Regions from separate parts of the Homo sapiens genome. Here all the other regions are linked to region 2. A link is a contact called in ENCODE Hi-C or POLR2A ChIA-PET data. All regions are on one chromosome and are shown on one strand. Each heading gives the region's core, a stretch centred on a gene start or an enhancer-like site at or near the end of the contact. The rest is flanking DNA. Distances are from core to core; before and after follow the strand shown. Region 1 overlaps LINC01214 (long intergenic non-protein coding RNA 1214). Region 2 holds the start of PFN2 (profilin 2). Region 3 has its middle 37 kb from the start of TM4SF4. Region 4 overlaps LOC107986141 (a long non-coding RNA gene). Region 5 holds the start of WWTR1-AS1 (WWTR1 antisense RNA 1).

Region 1 (2,700 bases), core at 88-2,587, 310 kb before region 2:
AAACAGGGATGTACATTCTCACTTTGGGCCATAGTTCCAGGCTTGAAGGTGAAGCCCTCGCTGGGGACCTGCCCTCTTCTGCCCAGAATTTTCCTGTCTCCTGTCCCTATCAATGTGAAAATTGGATTTGATTTAAAATGATTAAATATTAGTTAACAGAATCAAAAGTTTTTTGTCGCTAGAAAGACTTAAAAAATAGACCCCCCATTGATCTATTTTTAGGCTATGTGGTGACAGAGTCTGGCACTTAAGGGACATTCAATAAATATTTGTTGACTCATGATTGACAAGTGTCAATTTTGAGGCTAAAATGAAAAGTCCACTTAGAGTATAAGAAGTTTATATAACTTACCTTAACCACTGTAATGATTTTAGCTGAAGTTTTCATTTTTCTTCCTGCATTTGGATTTCCTGACCTCTGAAAAGTGGAAGACAATTTTATGTTAACAAAAGTATCTCTAGGCCAGGCGTGATGGTTCATGCCTGTAATCCCAGCACTTTGATGCCAAGCCAGGAGGATCACTTGAGCCCAGGAGTTTGAGACCACCCTGGGCAATATAGCAAGACCGTCTCTCTACAAAAAATTTTTTTTTAAATTAGCTGGGTATGGTGGCATATTCTTGTAGTCCCACCTATGCAGGAGGCTAAAGTAGGAGGATCACCTGAGCCTGGAGGTCAAGTCTGCAGTGAGCTGTGATCTTTCCACTGCAGTGCAGCCTGAGTGACAGAACAAGACCCTGTCACAAAAAACAAACAAATAAAAAAAAATCTGTAAAACCTCTAAAATAATGTGATATCTGGGATTAGCTTCAAAACAACGAACAAGATGGGCTACAAGTTCATCACTGTTGAAGTTGAATGATTCATACATGGGGGTGCATTATATTATCCTCTACTTTTATATATATCTAAAACTTTTCAACACGTAAAGTTAAAAAAAGGATTTATAAGATGGAAATGTAGTTCCTGTGTCTTTCCCAAATATTTATTTCTCATTCTGGGTCCCTTACTTAAAAGAAAAATGGGGTTGGGGAAAGCATTTCCAGGCTCCAAAAATTTGATAGTATTGCTTATCTCCCTAATCGTAGGCCTCCTCTTTAGAAGCTTCTGGACAGGAATGAAAGCTTTTGGAAGCTTCCCAAGGCTTATGGTTGAACAGCCTACTTTAGTTTCCATTACCTTCTTTTCTGGGTGGAGAAAAAAGCCCTTTAGGTTCAACAATTTACAGGGATGTGGCAGGGGAGGTGGTTTTCCATTGAGAACGAGATAATGGCAGCATTCCTTGCCTGAGAAAGGAGCTGTAAGGTGCTGTTGCCTCAGGGCACACTCCGGACAACTGAAAGCAGCTGTTGCGGACTGGGCTGGCTTTTAATTAATTATTTTGGTAATTGTGTTGGCAATTTTCCCTTTTCCTTAGTCTTTGAAAAAAAAAAAAAAAAGCAAACACATCTAACTGTTTACGTAACTACTAGAAGAAACACGAGGTTCTTAGCAACTGACCTAGTGTACCTTGACCGAATTGTATCATGTTTTATGGGCATGGACTGCCATATAATTTGTGAGTCTTTTTTGATCACTTGGGTTTTGCTGGTAATATTTCAACAAAGGGGAGGAGACATTCGGGGCTGTCTTTGCTCTTGCCTGGTGAGATGTTCTCACCCTGCTCCAGTATAATTGAGCCAATATGAGTTTTAATCTTTTTCCCCCATTAAGAAATGCTCAAATTTATATATAGAATACTGAAATCCAATATATATTTAAGAAGTTATCTCTAAGCAGTATAAAAGAAACCAAATACATTTGTAACACTACAATGATGTAAAAATTTGTTTTGTTTGACTTAAAATGATTAAATATTGGTTAACAGAGTCAATACTTTTTTATTGCTAGAAAGACAAAAAAACAAACCCTGGAGATTATTCTATCTGAAAGTTCTTATTTATACAGTAGAAGTTACTGATGCCCAGAAAAGCAGTGTGACTTGTCCATTATCACAGGTCCCTTTGAGAAAACTCAAGTTGCTTTTGCTCTCTCTGTAAAGCAGTTTTACAGGGCCTGACAAGAAAATTCACTCAGCACAGCCACAGTTCAAAAGTTAGTGAGCCATAGGAGCTATGGCAGAGTAGGAAAATGAATTTGCTGTCATCTGCTGTTTTATTTTATGCAAGACACATACCATGGAACCTCCAGCTTTAGGGTTCTCAGGGAGACAATGTAATGTAATGTTTCTGTTACAGAAAAAAATAGAGAAAACTCAGCCATAAAAGATCCAGTTCAAAAATTCAGTTAACGTGCATTTGGGAAATCAAAATATCCTTCTCATATTCAAAGAAAATAATTGCTGTTAAAGTCAATTTGGGGGAAGTCTGCTTTTAATAATACTTTCTTTAGAGAATAGTCACTCAAAAAATTGAGAAAACAGATTCAGCTTCAAGTCAAATATTCTCTATGCACTCTACTGATAAGACAGAAATTGGGGGCAGGGGGAGTCTTTTAGAAAAGAATCAGTAAATGGAAAATATATTACCAAGTGAAATGCATCTAACGTTTTATTTCTCCTGAAAGAATATTTATAAGAATTAACTTTACTCTGTGTATGAAGTGTATATTATTTATAGCTATTTAAAGCTACTAAAAGAAAATTGAAAAAGGCAATTTAAAAATGTTTACATTCTCTTAACCTTTTTCATTTTGACTTAT
Region 2 (2,700 bases), core at 158-2,657:
GCCCTTTCCAGAGATACATTCCTTAATCCTCCTACAAATCATGACCTCACACGATAACTTTAAGGGTGAACATCAACTTATCTACATTTTGGTGCTTTCTTTCCCTTAAGTGGCAGATGGTTTCTATTAACCTAAAATTGAAGTCATTGTTGGGGGACCCCTAATTCCATGTCTAGTCCTAGTGCCCAGAGGCTACCAAAGACGATACGAATAGCTTCTCAGGCACTCTACCCACCGTTTACCTTGTTAATACAAATCTTTCCCAGACCTGGGTCCCGAAATTATTTTACCCTGCAGAGCAGAAATGTTACGGTGTTCATTCAGTGAACTCTTCCCTAGTTTTTAATCTTTGTATTTTCTGCGTATACTTCAAGCCACCAGTAACTTTCCCAGTTACCAAGAAACAGTGTAACACAGGTCGCTATTTGTTTTGTTCGGAATTTACGAGCAATTTAACCACACGTGATTAGCAACATTAAGGGGGCTCCTCCAGGCAAAGAATCCACAGAATGAGAGGCCCTTGGTACCCAAATGAAGCAACAATGAAAGATCGGCGAAGCTCAGCAAGGTTCCTGAGCGCCACGGACGCCTGCTCTGATTTCAGGTTGCCGGCGCGCGCCCGCGGGTCTGCCTTTATGGACGAGGCGCAAGAGGGATCCAGGAAAGACGGTGCCCTTAGAGACTCGGAGATTAGCGTGGGCAACCCTGCCACCAGCTGCCCCTGCCACCAGCCGCCCCCACAACAAAAAGGAGGAAACGCTCCGCATCCCGTCACCAGGACAACTCTGTAACCCGACACCGAGGCTCAAGATTCCGCATCCCGGGCAGCGAACACAGGAGAAAAGCACATCGCGGCCCGGCCGCGGGGCTCCAAGGCGTCCGTGCCGCCGCTGTTCCTGGGGTGCCGAGAGCGACGCGGGGTCCACCCTCTCCGCCGGCCCGAGGTCCGAAGCTCGGCCCGCCACCGCTCCCGGCCGGCGCCTCCCGCACGTGGCGGCCGTGATTGTCCCGGGGCGGTATCCCTCCGCGCCCCCGCCTCAGTCTCCCCCCGCCCTTCCCGGGACCCTCCGTGCCCGGGCGCCGCGGAAGGATCGCACGCACGCGCGCGCGCACGCCCAGCCGTGTCCGCGGAAAACGGAGGGCGCTGCGGTAAGGAGCAGCCGCCACAGGCACAGCCGCTTCGCAGCCTCCCGCCGCTGGTTTGTCAGCCCCGCGGCTGCGGGCGGCCGGGCGGCCGAGCGCGCTCTGAGGTTCGTCCCTCATCGCTGAACCCGCGTCCTCCCGCCGCAGCTCCTCGGGGAGGGGGGCGGTCGGTGCCTGCGCAGAGCCGCCTCCTCCCCGCCCCCGCCCCGCCTCCCCCCGCGCCGCCGCCGCCCGCTACCGCCGCCGCCGCCGCTGCGCCTGCTGCTCCTCGCCGTCCGCGCTGCAGTGCGAAGGGCTCGAAGATGGCCGGTTGGCAGAGCTACGTGGATAACCTGATGTGCGATGGCTGCTGCCAGGAGGCCGCCATTGTCGGCTACTGCGACGCCAAATACGTCTGGGCAGCCACGGCCGGGGGCGTCTTTCAGAGCATTACGGTGAGGACCAGTGGCGGCCGGTACCCTGGTCCCTGCACCGGAGCGGGGTGGCCGGCCGCGGGGGCACCGCAGCGCGGGGCTGGAACACTGAGGGCCGAGCCCGCAGGTGTGCTAGGCAGCGGGCGCCGAGGATGCGGCTGCCGGGCGGGCGGGGAGGCCGAGGCCCGGGGACGCCCCCTCACCCGGGGCTGCGCTGACAGGCTGGGGGCGGCGGCCGGACTCCTTGCTGGCCCTGGCCGGGCGCCCCCGGCGTTCCCAGCGTCGGTCCAGGTGCCCGGGTTGGGGGAGGGGGCACGCACCGGCCAGGGCAAGGGGAGGGGTTCCTTTTTTCCTCCTAGTGCGGTTCCCCTAGGTTCTCTTGAAGCCCTGAGGTTTGCTATGCACGTTCTGGGGTGGAAGCGGGGGTCGGGGATCCGGGCTGGGGCGCGCGGGCCCCGGGTGGAGGTCCCTAGGCTCTCTGGCCGGCTCTTGCTCCGCGGACAGCGCGCCTCCCGCGCCTCCGGCTGTGGGAGGCGGCGGCCCCGGCCCGGCCCCCGGGATTCTCGAAGCGACTTTGCGTAGGTTTACCGATGTCCAGGCCTCTGGGGCTTGCGAGAGATGTACGCCGACCGCGTAGGTGGATTCGTGAATCTCGACTTCAGCTCTAGCTCTATAGGTTGTTTTTTTTTTTTTTTTAAATTCTCCAAGATGGCGAACTGCCATTGATTTCTCTTCTCATATGGAGATTCATCGATATACGGTTATCCCCAGTTATGCAACATAGCTCAAAAAAGGGGTGCTTTTCGGGGGCTTTCAATTATCTGCGAAGACCAGGAGCACACTTCACTTCTCTAAGTCCCTCCCTCTTTAGTGGTGGCAGTAAAGGAACTAATGCAGTTTTATGCTTCACATTGCCTGATTTTCTTGAGACTTGATGGTTTTGAGTTGGTTGCAATATGTTTGGAGAATATTTGCCACAAAACCTCCAGCTTATTGTTTTGCCTGTTTCTGCCCAAGGCTGTTTCTAAAATTATGATAATTGTACTAAATACGAGACCATTCTCTTTATTTCTTAGCACCACGCTCCCTTTCCATTAAGCACCAAAATTCAGGTCCCCTATTAAGGGTGCTAATTATTCTTTTA
Region 3 (2,700 bases), core at 111-2,610, 460 kb after region 2:
GTTTGCTGTCACTTCCATGACTTGCATTTATGAGGTTTTTGGAAAATGTTCCTTGATGAGAAAATATTCAAGAAAAATTGGATTATTTAGAAAGATGGGCAAACCTGCTCGCGGAGAAATTATCTGCTTAGTGACCTGTTATCTGCTGCCCTCTAATGGCTGAGCCGAGTCACCATTAGCAGGCGGCAGGTGGCTTTGTCATGGTGTAGTGAGTGACCAGAGCCTGGCTCAGGGGGTGCAGCCGACCAGGGCTGGGAATAGGATGGGGCATTGCTGAAGGGGGAAGGAGAAAGACATGCAGAATACAGACGTGTTTGTTTCCTTCTTTGCACTGACCTATGTGTCCTTTGGTGAGGAGTTCTATGGCTTTTGAGTCAGAATAAAGTTATTAAGTACAAAGAGAAAAAAAAACAAAAAAAACTAAAGTCATTTTCAGAGCAGGGTTCACAGTAGAGTCAATGGCTCACCTGCCTTAGAATTTCCCAAGTTGTTGGTGTAACTGTGAATTTCTCAGACCTCCTGAACCTGAAAGAGACTGAGGTCTGAGACTCTGCATTTGTTCGGTGAGCTTCCATGTGATTCTGGTGCAGTCAAGTTTGACACCTAAGGAGTAATCTCCAATTTTTTTTTTCATCATGGAGCCCCGATGTATGTATGTTTGCTTGTTTATTTTTTAATGTTATAAATTAAATACAAAATGACTGTTCTAGTGTATTGTGTACATTATAAAACATTCACAAAAATGGAAATTTTTAAAGAATAAAAAAATACATTAAAGTTTACATATGAACTTCCCATGCCACATTTTGGATGAGTATAATTTATGATTAAATGTTATGTAACTGATCCTTAGGGTGATTATGATGGCACAACATTCATTTTCCCAAGTTTGTGGCCCCAACATCAATAGGCAGCAGGATTATCTGCAGAGGTTTTATTTCTGCTTCAATAGCATCACGGGAATTCTCTTTCTTCCCCTCTCCCTGTTTTTCTACCTCTCCACAATATTCACATTTGATGCTGGGAAAAGTTGTCATGTTTACTCTCTTTACCAAGCTGATGCTCCTAGTATTGCAATTTCTTGGTAGGAAACTGAGTGTGGACTGGTAAGGGTGTTGGCATCATATAGCCTGCAATGCCCAGGTGCTTAAGCAAACACAAATATACACCCTTGGGACTACTCCAAGACTGAACCAGTTGCAAAATCATCTCCTGTGAAACCCTGCCTAGAAAAAGCTTTCAATGCATAATTAGACTCTAATCTGGCTCTTAATTTTTCTGGGGTCATGGATCTTTAAGAATGCGATGAAATCTTCAGGCTCTCCAAGGCTGGGAAAAAATAATTCATGTGACCGTAGGTACTATTTAAGAGAGTGTAAACACTTCTGCAGTTCTCAAAGTGTGGAATCTGGGCTGGCAGCATTAGCATCATTAAGGAACTTAATAGAAACGTCCAGCAGGGCATGGTGGGGTAGGTCTGTAATCCCAGCATTTAGGAGGCCAGTGTAGGAGGATAGCTTGAGGCCAAGATAGGAGACCAGCCTGGGCAACACAGCAAGGCCCCATCTCTACAAAAAGAAGGAGGCTGGGTGCAGTGGCTCACACCTGTAATCCCAACACTTTGGGAGGCCAAGGCAAGTGGATCACCTGAGGTCAGGAGTTCAAGACCAGCTGGCTAACACGGTGAAACCCTGTTTCTACTAAAAATACAAAAAATTAGCCGGGCGTGGTGGTGTGCACCTGTAATCCCGCTACTCGGGAGGCTGAGGCAGGAGAATCACTTGAACTCATGAGGCGGAGGTTGCAGTGAATGGAGATAGCACCATTGCATTCCAGCTTGGGCAACAAAAGAGAAACTGTCAAAAAAGAAAGAGGAAGAAAGAAAGAAAGAAAAGAAAGAAAGAAAGAGAGAGAGAGAGAAAGAAAGAGAGAGAGGAAGAGAGAAAGAAAGAAAAGAAAGAAGGAAAGGAAGGAAGGAAAGAAAGAAAGAAGGAAAGAAAGAAAGAGGGAGGGAAAAGAAGGAAGGAAGGAAAGAAGAGGAGGGAGGGAAAGAAAGAGAAAGACAGCTAAAGAAAAAGAAAAAGAAAGGAAAAGAAAGAAAAGAAAAGAAAGAAAAAAAAAGAAGCAATACTCGACCCCCAAGCCTACTGAATCAGCAACTCTGGGGTGGGAGCTGGCACTCTGTGTTTAGCAAACCCCCCAGGACTCGAGTTTGAAAACACTCCAGAACAGTTCTCCAACCTGCTTCCTTATTAGAATCACCTGGTGAGTTAAAAATAAAAAGGACTGATGTCTGATGCCTGGCCTCCAAACTCACTTAATTAAATTAATATACCTGGAAGTGGGGCGGGAATGGACACTGGGATTTTTAAAAGCTCTGCAAAGGAGCTAAGCTCTGTAGACCCAGGCTACTTTTCTCTCCTCCTCCTCCTCCTCCTTCTTCTTCTTCCTTTTAGAGACAGGATCTTGTTCTGTTGCTCAGGCTGTAGTACACTGGTGCAGTCATAGCTCACTGCAGCCTCGAACTCCTGGGCTCAAGTGATCCTCCTGCCTCAACCTCCCAAAGTGCTAGGATTACAGGCATGAGCCACTGCGCCTGGCCCCAGGCTACTTATGACAACTCCAAAACCAGAGCATGATAGCACTAAAGAGGAACTTAGCAACAGCCTGACTCAATTGCTCTCATTTACTGAGAAGGAA
Region 4 (2,700 bases), core at 61-2,560, 380 kb before region 2:
TGCGGGGCCTGCTAACACTCCCGGCCCTTGTTTCTGATTCTTGGCATTGTTGGCGCAGGGAGTGTGGGGAGAGTCACATACTTCCATGCTGGGAAAGGCAGGGCCCCTGGTGGCCCAGCAAGTCATCAGACAGCCTGGGCAAGAGCAGCAGCCAGATGAGCTAGAGGGCAGCTTGAACCTCTTGGCAAACTTGCCAAACATTGAGGAATCTGGGGATTGTGGTTCCAAAAAGTCTGGTTTCTTTTGGAACCAGACTGAAGCATGAATTTGAGTTGGGGACAAGGGATCCCCCAACTCAAAAAAAAAAATCCACCTCATTAAAAATTCCTTTGGCATGGCATATTGCTACAGAGTCTGATTGTAGTGCCAGTGTCTTTCTAACACCCTTCAAATAACAGTGCTGACAAATTCCTAAGCAGCCGTCAAATTACATGATCTTGACCTGGTTGGATAAAAAGTGATGCTAGCACAAAGGTGATTGATTGAGGATTATGACAGTCAGACAGATGACACAGTGAATATTGGAAGTATTAATAGCAAGCTTATTCCTAATCTTTACACTGTAGGCAAAAGAAGTAACATGTCAAAAACACCACAGAATATTTTTATTATGGGAGGAGGCAAAACGTTCTTAAGCTTATAATGTAGTGGCACCTTATAGGTAAGACTTAAAGCCTCAAAGCTTTGTTTTAAAGCAACGACTGGTGTTGATTCTCAGTCAATTTAAAGGATGAAAAGGGCTGTAAAACTATTTTACGGTAGGAATAATAGCTACCACTTTTTAAGCACTATGTTACAGGGATTTTAAATATATTAGCTAATTTAAGCCTAATGGCAGCCTTGTCAGGTAGGTACCTTTGTCCCCAGTTTATATACAACTGCAAATTCTGAGACAAAGGATAGTTAGACAGTTCTGCCTGATCCCAAAGCCAGTGCTCTTCAATTCACTGCAGTAAGCCACCTCTCTGGAGCTGAAAGGAGACATGAAACTAGGGACATGAGATAAATGGATTTTTTTTCTCTAAAGAATTGCCATTTTTCTGGATCTTGGATAGAGCTTTATCTTGAGAAGTAACCACGCTTGCTCTTCACAGACAAGATACAGCAACATCTAATATGGAGAAAAACTGTGAGCATTTCCACTTCTGATTAATGAATCAAAACTGAACCAATAAAGTCTAGCCTTTGTGACAGTTCTTTGTCTCCTCCTTGGCCAAGAATTTCTGTACACACTGAGTCAGAGTGTCAGCACTCTCTTAACTTGGCGCACGCAACTTGACATGAGTCACCAGAAGGATTTGAAACTTCGGGTTGGAAAAAGCCACTGCTGTTAAGTTGGTACAGACAAAAATATTTGGGCGTCAACTCTTGTGTTCCTGGATATAGCTTGTTCGTTCATCTGTGTGTTGATTCATTCAATAAATATTCTAATGTACCCAATAAAATACAAAATACTGGGTAAAAAGTTTAATTAGTAAACAAACAAACAAACAAACAAAAAAAAACAGTGAAATCAAGTGTCTCACCTCAACCCCTAGTTTCTCTGTTGAGGGACAATCACTGCTAGCAGTTTCTTGGAGGATCCTTCTAGAGATATTCTAGGCATATTATGTGCCTTTCCCTTGGTTTACATAAGTGTTATTGCACCCCTGCAATAGCCTGGGCACTGATTTATGTAAAGTGATGATCAAGACTTGGGCCCTGTCCCTGAGGAGGAAATAGAACATAAACCAACTTCCACTTTATGATTGACAAGTTCCCTGATTGGAGGTACTTATAGGAGTGGTGGTGGTCTGAGTGAATCAGGATTGAAATATCAATGTGTCTTATCAGCTGTCACAAGTAAATTGTTGTTATTAATAGTGAAGTGCCAGCATTTGAAAATTATTTTTTAAAATAGGATAACATGTATTCCTGTGATAATTTCAACCTCACTTGCATCCTAATTTGCTTGTGAGACAGAAAAGTGTGGAGATTAAGCTGTTTCACTGAGAATTGTGCGTGACGCTGGACACACCCATGGTAGGTTCTCTTGTGAATGTGATCTGGTGCATATCCCAGGGAGCTGAACATTTTGTACAATCAGGGTACAAGAAGAGCATAATTTCTTCATTTTCTGGGGGACAATTAGAAAGTTTTCCCTAAATAGTATATGCTCCCATTTAGTGGGGTATGGTTTTCCTAGTTGCCTGGTTTCAAAATATTCATCCTTACAATGGAAGGGAAGTCAGGAAGTGATAAAACCTCCCATCTGGATTGAATACAGTTTGGGACAGTAGTTTGTGCACGGTGAGGCAGATAACACTTTGCAGATTTAGGAGACAGCTGAATCTGATGCATGTGGATGCAAGCTACTGGTAGAAGGCTTGGAGCAAATCCTTTCAATGCAGCTTGGATTTATGGGAGATTTTCAGGCGCCTGTAGGCTTTGAAGAGGCGTACAGTAGTATTTGGTTCACAAAGAGTTCACGTTTACTTCGGTTCACCTGGATTCTCACTCCCAATTGAGTTTTATTTCCAGTATGCTTGTAAACCAACTCCAGACTCGGATGCAAACTCGGCTCAATGTCTGATAGGGAGTTAAAGAGAGAAAATACAAAATGGCATAAATGAGTTTCACATGATTTCCAATCCAAGCTATGAGCTGGCTCTGGCTCGCTCAATCAGCCAGGAGCAGAAAAAGTTTTGCAAACTTCAGTGA
Region 5 (2,700 bases), core at 132-2,631, 310 kb after region 2:
GCCTGAGGCGGGCGGATCACCTGAAGTCAGGATTTGAGACCAGCCTGGCCAACATGGTGAAACCCCATTTTTGCTTTTAAAAAATACAAAAATTAGCTGGGCGTGGTGGCAGGCGTCTTAATCCTAGCTACTTGGGAGGCAGAGGCAGGAGAATCGTTTGAACCCGGGAGGCGGAGGTTGCAGTGAGCTGAGATGGAGCTATTGCACTCAAGCCTGGGGGACAAGAGGGAGACGTCACTCAAAAAAAAAAAAAAAAAAATTAAGGCACAATACGTGAACTTGAAGAACATACAGTTCTCTTTTATTTAACAAACACTTACGTAACCAGCCCGGTGCTGTGCGAAGTGCTTTACATTGTCTCGTTTGATTTACTTAATAAACTCCTATTTGAATCAAATGGGGTGGAGTAGGGGCTTCCTGGAATTTGGCTTACCTCGCCATCTCCCCCCACCCTTTCCCCTCAGTGGAGAGGCAACCAGAGAGAAAAGAAATTGAGCTGCTCTGAAGGGCAAGGCCTCCTCCTACTTCCCGCAGCTGTTTCGCCAGACTTGACCTTCTTCCCTTAGCTAGAGGCAGGGGGTCTCCATCCCTCGCCCAGATCTAGTTGGTGGGAAGGTGGGTGGCTTTTTTCGGGTCACTGGCGCACCCTCTCTACTTCCAGCCACCTGCTCGGGTTCCATCCCGGCTCCAGGCTCCCCGGAGGGCGGCAGGGACATTCCAATCCTCCCACAACCCTCACGGATGTTGCGGGGGAGGGGGGTGCAATTGCTCTTCTCTTCCAACACCCAGCTTTTTCTTCTCAATCTCTAGTGGCCTGAGTCACCCCCGTAGAGGAAATTAAGGATTGATGAATGGTTTGAAAGTTGTTTGTTTACAACCCACCCGTTGGCGAAGCCGCATCTCCAGTGACAGAGGCACTTTCTGGGCACCGTCTGTGCTCTAGCAGACAATTGAGAGCCAGGCAGCCAAGATGCCTCCTCGCCAGACCAAATATGGTCACAAGAGCTAAGCAGCCTCTCGTGGAAAAGCTGGCCTTGTTGGTGTCTCCCCGCGCCGGGGCGCACCCGGGCCGGCCTTCGGGCAGAATCGCGGGTCAGTGCGGCGCTCCGGGTGCTGCAGGCCTCGGCGCCTGGCTGCAGGGGAGGGCGCGGTGTCCAGGACCGGCCCTTCCTAGGCCTGAGCCCCTCATCCGCGTGCCCTCCGCCACCCCCGGCCTTGGTTTCGGTCCACAACCCCTTGATGAAACAGGCTCAGGCCACTTTCCCTTTGATCCCGCCCCAAGTCCGTGGTAAACTCAAAGGAATGCAGATGCAGGTCTGAGCGGGAGAGGTCCGCGCGGCCGGGAGGAGTGGGTGGGGGGCACCCGTCTCCTCTTACCCAGTAAAGTACCCATCACGCCCAGGGTTTTCTGGAGCCGAGGTGGGAGGAGGAGGAGGAGGAAGAGGAGGGGCGAGCGGGGGCTGGCCGGCTAGGGACTAGGAGGTCATACATAATTCAACAGCTCAACTTTCGGGCCCGCCTCTTTCCTGGGGGTGGGAGTTTGCTCCAAACTTTGTTTATGGGACAGTCCGGGAGCTGCTGCGGCCGCGCTGTCTGCTTCTCCTGCGCCTCCTTTTCGCCCAGCACTAGCGCCTTAGGCCAGCTCGGGGGATGTGAGAGCCGAAGCCCTTAGACTGCCAGGCACAGAGTCGGGTCGGGATTTGTCAGCCAAGCCTCGGCTCCAGCTCCGCAATCTCGGGACTCACCCGAGCGACCCAGGCCCGACGGCAAGTTCGGGCGGGACGGCGGCCGCCGCGCGCTCAGGCTCAGCTTCGCTGCCCGCCCAGGTAGTGCCCGCTGGAGCTCGCGCGCTCATCCGGCACCACTCCAGGGCTCCAGGCTCCTCGGGCTTCCGGAGTCGAGACGTGGTGGAGTTGGCTCGGGCTGAACTTCTTTCGGGGGGCTGCCTGTCCTGGAATCGTGCGACCTTTCCTTTGCCATCCTGCGGTTCAGCAAGCCCCGAGTGCAGTTATTCCCTCCACCCCTCGCCCTATCTTCTCCTCCTCCAGGCAACTTCTTTGCTTCAAGAAAGTTGCATAATTCTCGAGGCCAGGAGGGACCCCTCCCCCATCCTGCTGGTCTTACCGCTGAGTGTCTGGGATCTCCAGGCGGGCAATTATCTGTCTCCTCGTTTCCTTTTCCCTCTATTCTTTCTCCCACCATCTCGCCCTCTCACCCTGTAACCCTCTTACCCACTTCCTCCGACTTTAAATAAAAGGCTGATCTGACCTTCTTTTTGCAGAAGATGAATCCGGCCTCGGCGCCCCCTCCGCTCCCGCCGCCTGGGCAGCAAGTGATCCACGTCACGCAGGACCTAGACACAGACCTCGAAGCCCTCTTCAACTCTGTCATGAATCCGAAGCCTAGCTCGTGGCGGAAGAAGATCCTGCCGGAGTCTTTCTTTAAGGAGCCTGATTCGGGCTCGCACTCGCGCCAGTCCAGCACCGACTCGTCGGGCGGCCACCCGGGGCCTCGACTGGCTGGGGGTGCCCAGCATGTCCGCTCGCACTCGTCGCCCGCGTCCCTGCAGCTGGGCACCGGCGCGGGTGCTGCGGGTAGCCCCGCGCAGCAGCACGCGCACCTCCGCCAGCAGTCCTACGACGTGACCGACGAGCTGCCACTGCCCCCGGGCTGGGAGATGACCTTCACGGCCACTGGCCA

The links. A loop is a pair of places that touch in the nucleus more often than their neighbours do. ChIA-PET counts read pairs that join two places held with the same protein, here RNA polymerase II (POLR2A). Pooled maps may share reads with other maps.
Region 1: a loop to region 2 is called in a map of CD4-positive, alpha-beta T cell, with 3 times the contacts of the local background. The contact joins the enhancer-like site here to the promoter of PFN2 in region 2. A Hi-C loop is called at or near these places in 2 of 168 maps with a recorded cell type or tissue (B cell and CD4-positive, alpha-beta T cell) and 9 of 50 pooled maps.
Region 3: a map with no recorded cell type shows a loop between it and region 2 (4-fold over the local background). The contact joins the enhancer-like site here to the promoter of PFN2 in region 2. A Hi-C loop is called at or near these places in 1 of 168 maps with a recorded cell type or tissue (PC-9), 2 of 37 single-sample maps with no recorded cell type and 7 of 50 pooled maps. POLR2A ChIA-PET finds 5 or more read pairs at or near these places in 1 of 52 experiments (WTC11).
Region 4: a map of PC-9 shows a loop between it and region 2 (6-fold over the local background). The contact joins the enhancer-like site here to the promoter of PFN2 in region 2. A Hi-C loop is called at or near these places in 2 of 168 maps with a recorded cell type or tissue (PC-9 and chondrocyte) and 3 of 50 pooled maps. POLR2A ChIA-PET finds 5 or more read pairs at or near these places in 2 of 52 experiments (Panc1 and activated T-cell).
Region 5: a pooled map of gastrocnemius medialis shows a loop between it and region 2 (9-fold over the local background). The contact joins the promoter of WWTR1-AS1 here to the promoter of PFN2 in region 2. A Hi-C loop is called at or near these places in 10 of 50 pooled maps. POLR2A ChIA-PET finds 5 or more read pairs at or near these places in 5 of 52 experiments (A549, IMR-90 and WTC11).

The regions. Positions count from the first base shown.
Region 1 is chr3:150,277,773-150,280,472 of GRCh38, reverse strand. The region is part of intron 2 of LINC01214 (long intergenic non-protein coding RNA 1214); the gene reads left to right. It overlaps LOC105374154 (a long non-coding RNA gene), which reads right to left. Exons shown (of 3, transcript XR_924578.3): 2 at 353-418; 3 at 1-106. Among named protein-coding and RNA genes, the nearest start is that of LINC01213, 41 kb to the right of the region's middle. Within about 2 kb of position 1,337, at least 4 of the 41 ENCODE cell types and tissues checked have a DNase peak (open chromatin) inside an H3K27ac peak, as active enhancers do.
Region 2 is chr3:149,969,602-149,972,301 of GRCh38, reverse strand. It overlaps PFN2 (profilin 2), which reads left to right and starts at 1,407. Exons shown (of 3, transcript NM_053024.4): 1 at 1,407-1,577. The coding sequence starts at 1,446. It overlaps LOC646903 (a long non-coding RNA gene), which reads right to left and starts at 1,023. Exons shown (of 1, transcript NR_036538.1): 1 at 1-1,023. RefSeq lists enhancers at 144-674, 675-1,206 and silencers at 1,052-1,111, 1,342-1,421, 1,632-1,871, 1,882-1,931, 1,952-2,211.
Region 3 is chr3:149,509,936-149,512,635 of GRCh38, reverse strand. No RefSeq gene overlaps it. Among named protein-coding and RNA genes, the nearest start is that of TM4SF4, 37 kb to the right of the region's middle. RefSeq lists a silencer at 70-169. Within about 2 kb of position 1,360, at least 3 of the 41 ENCODE cell types and tissues checked have a DNase peak (open chromatin) inside an H3K27ac peak, as active enhancers do; they include PC-9, where a contact is called at or near this core.
Region 4 is chr3:150,347,246-150,349,945 of GRCh38, reverse strand. LOC107986141 (a long non-coding RNA gene) reads right to left here. Exons shown (of 3, transcript XR_001740958.1): 2 at 1,527-2,568. Among named protein-coding and RNA genes, the nearest start is that of LINC01214, 25 kb to the right of the region's middle. Within about 2 kb of position 1,310, at least 12 of the 41 ENCODE cell types and tissues checked have a DNase peak (open chromatin) inside an H3K27ac peak, as active enhancers do; they include PC-9 and Panc1, where a contact is called at or near this core.
Region 5 is chr3:149,656,891-149,659,590 of GRCh38, reverse strand. WWTR1-AS1 (WWTR1 antisense RNA 1) reads right to left here and starts at 1,381. Exons shown (of 3, transcript NR_040250.1): 1 at 883-1,381; 2 at 1-213. WWTR1 (WW domain containing transcription regulator 1) reads left to right here and starts at 1,566. Exons shown (of 7, transcript NM_015472.6): 1 at 1,566-1,826; 2 at 2,282-2,700. The coding sequence starts at 2,285. RefSeq lists enhancers at 713-922, 1,483-1,552, 1,160-1,739 and a silencer at 1,093-1,252.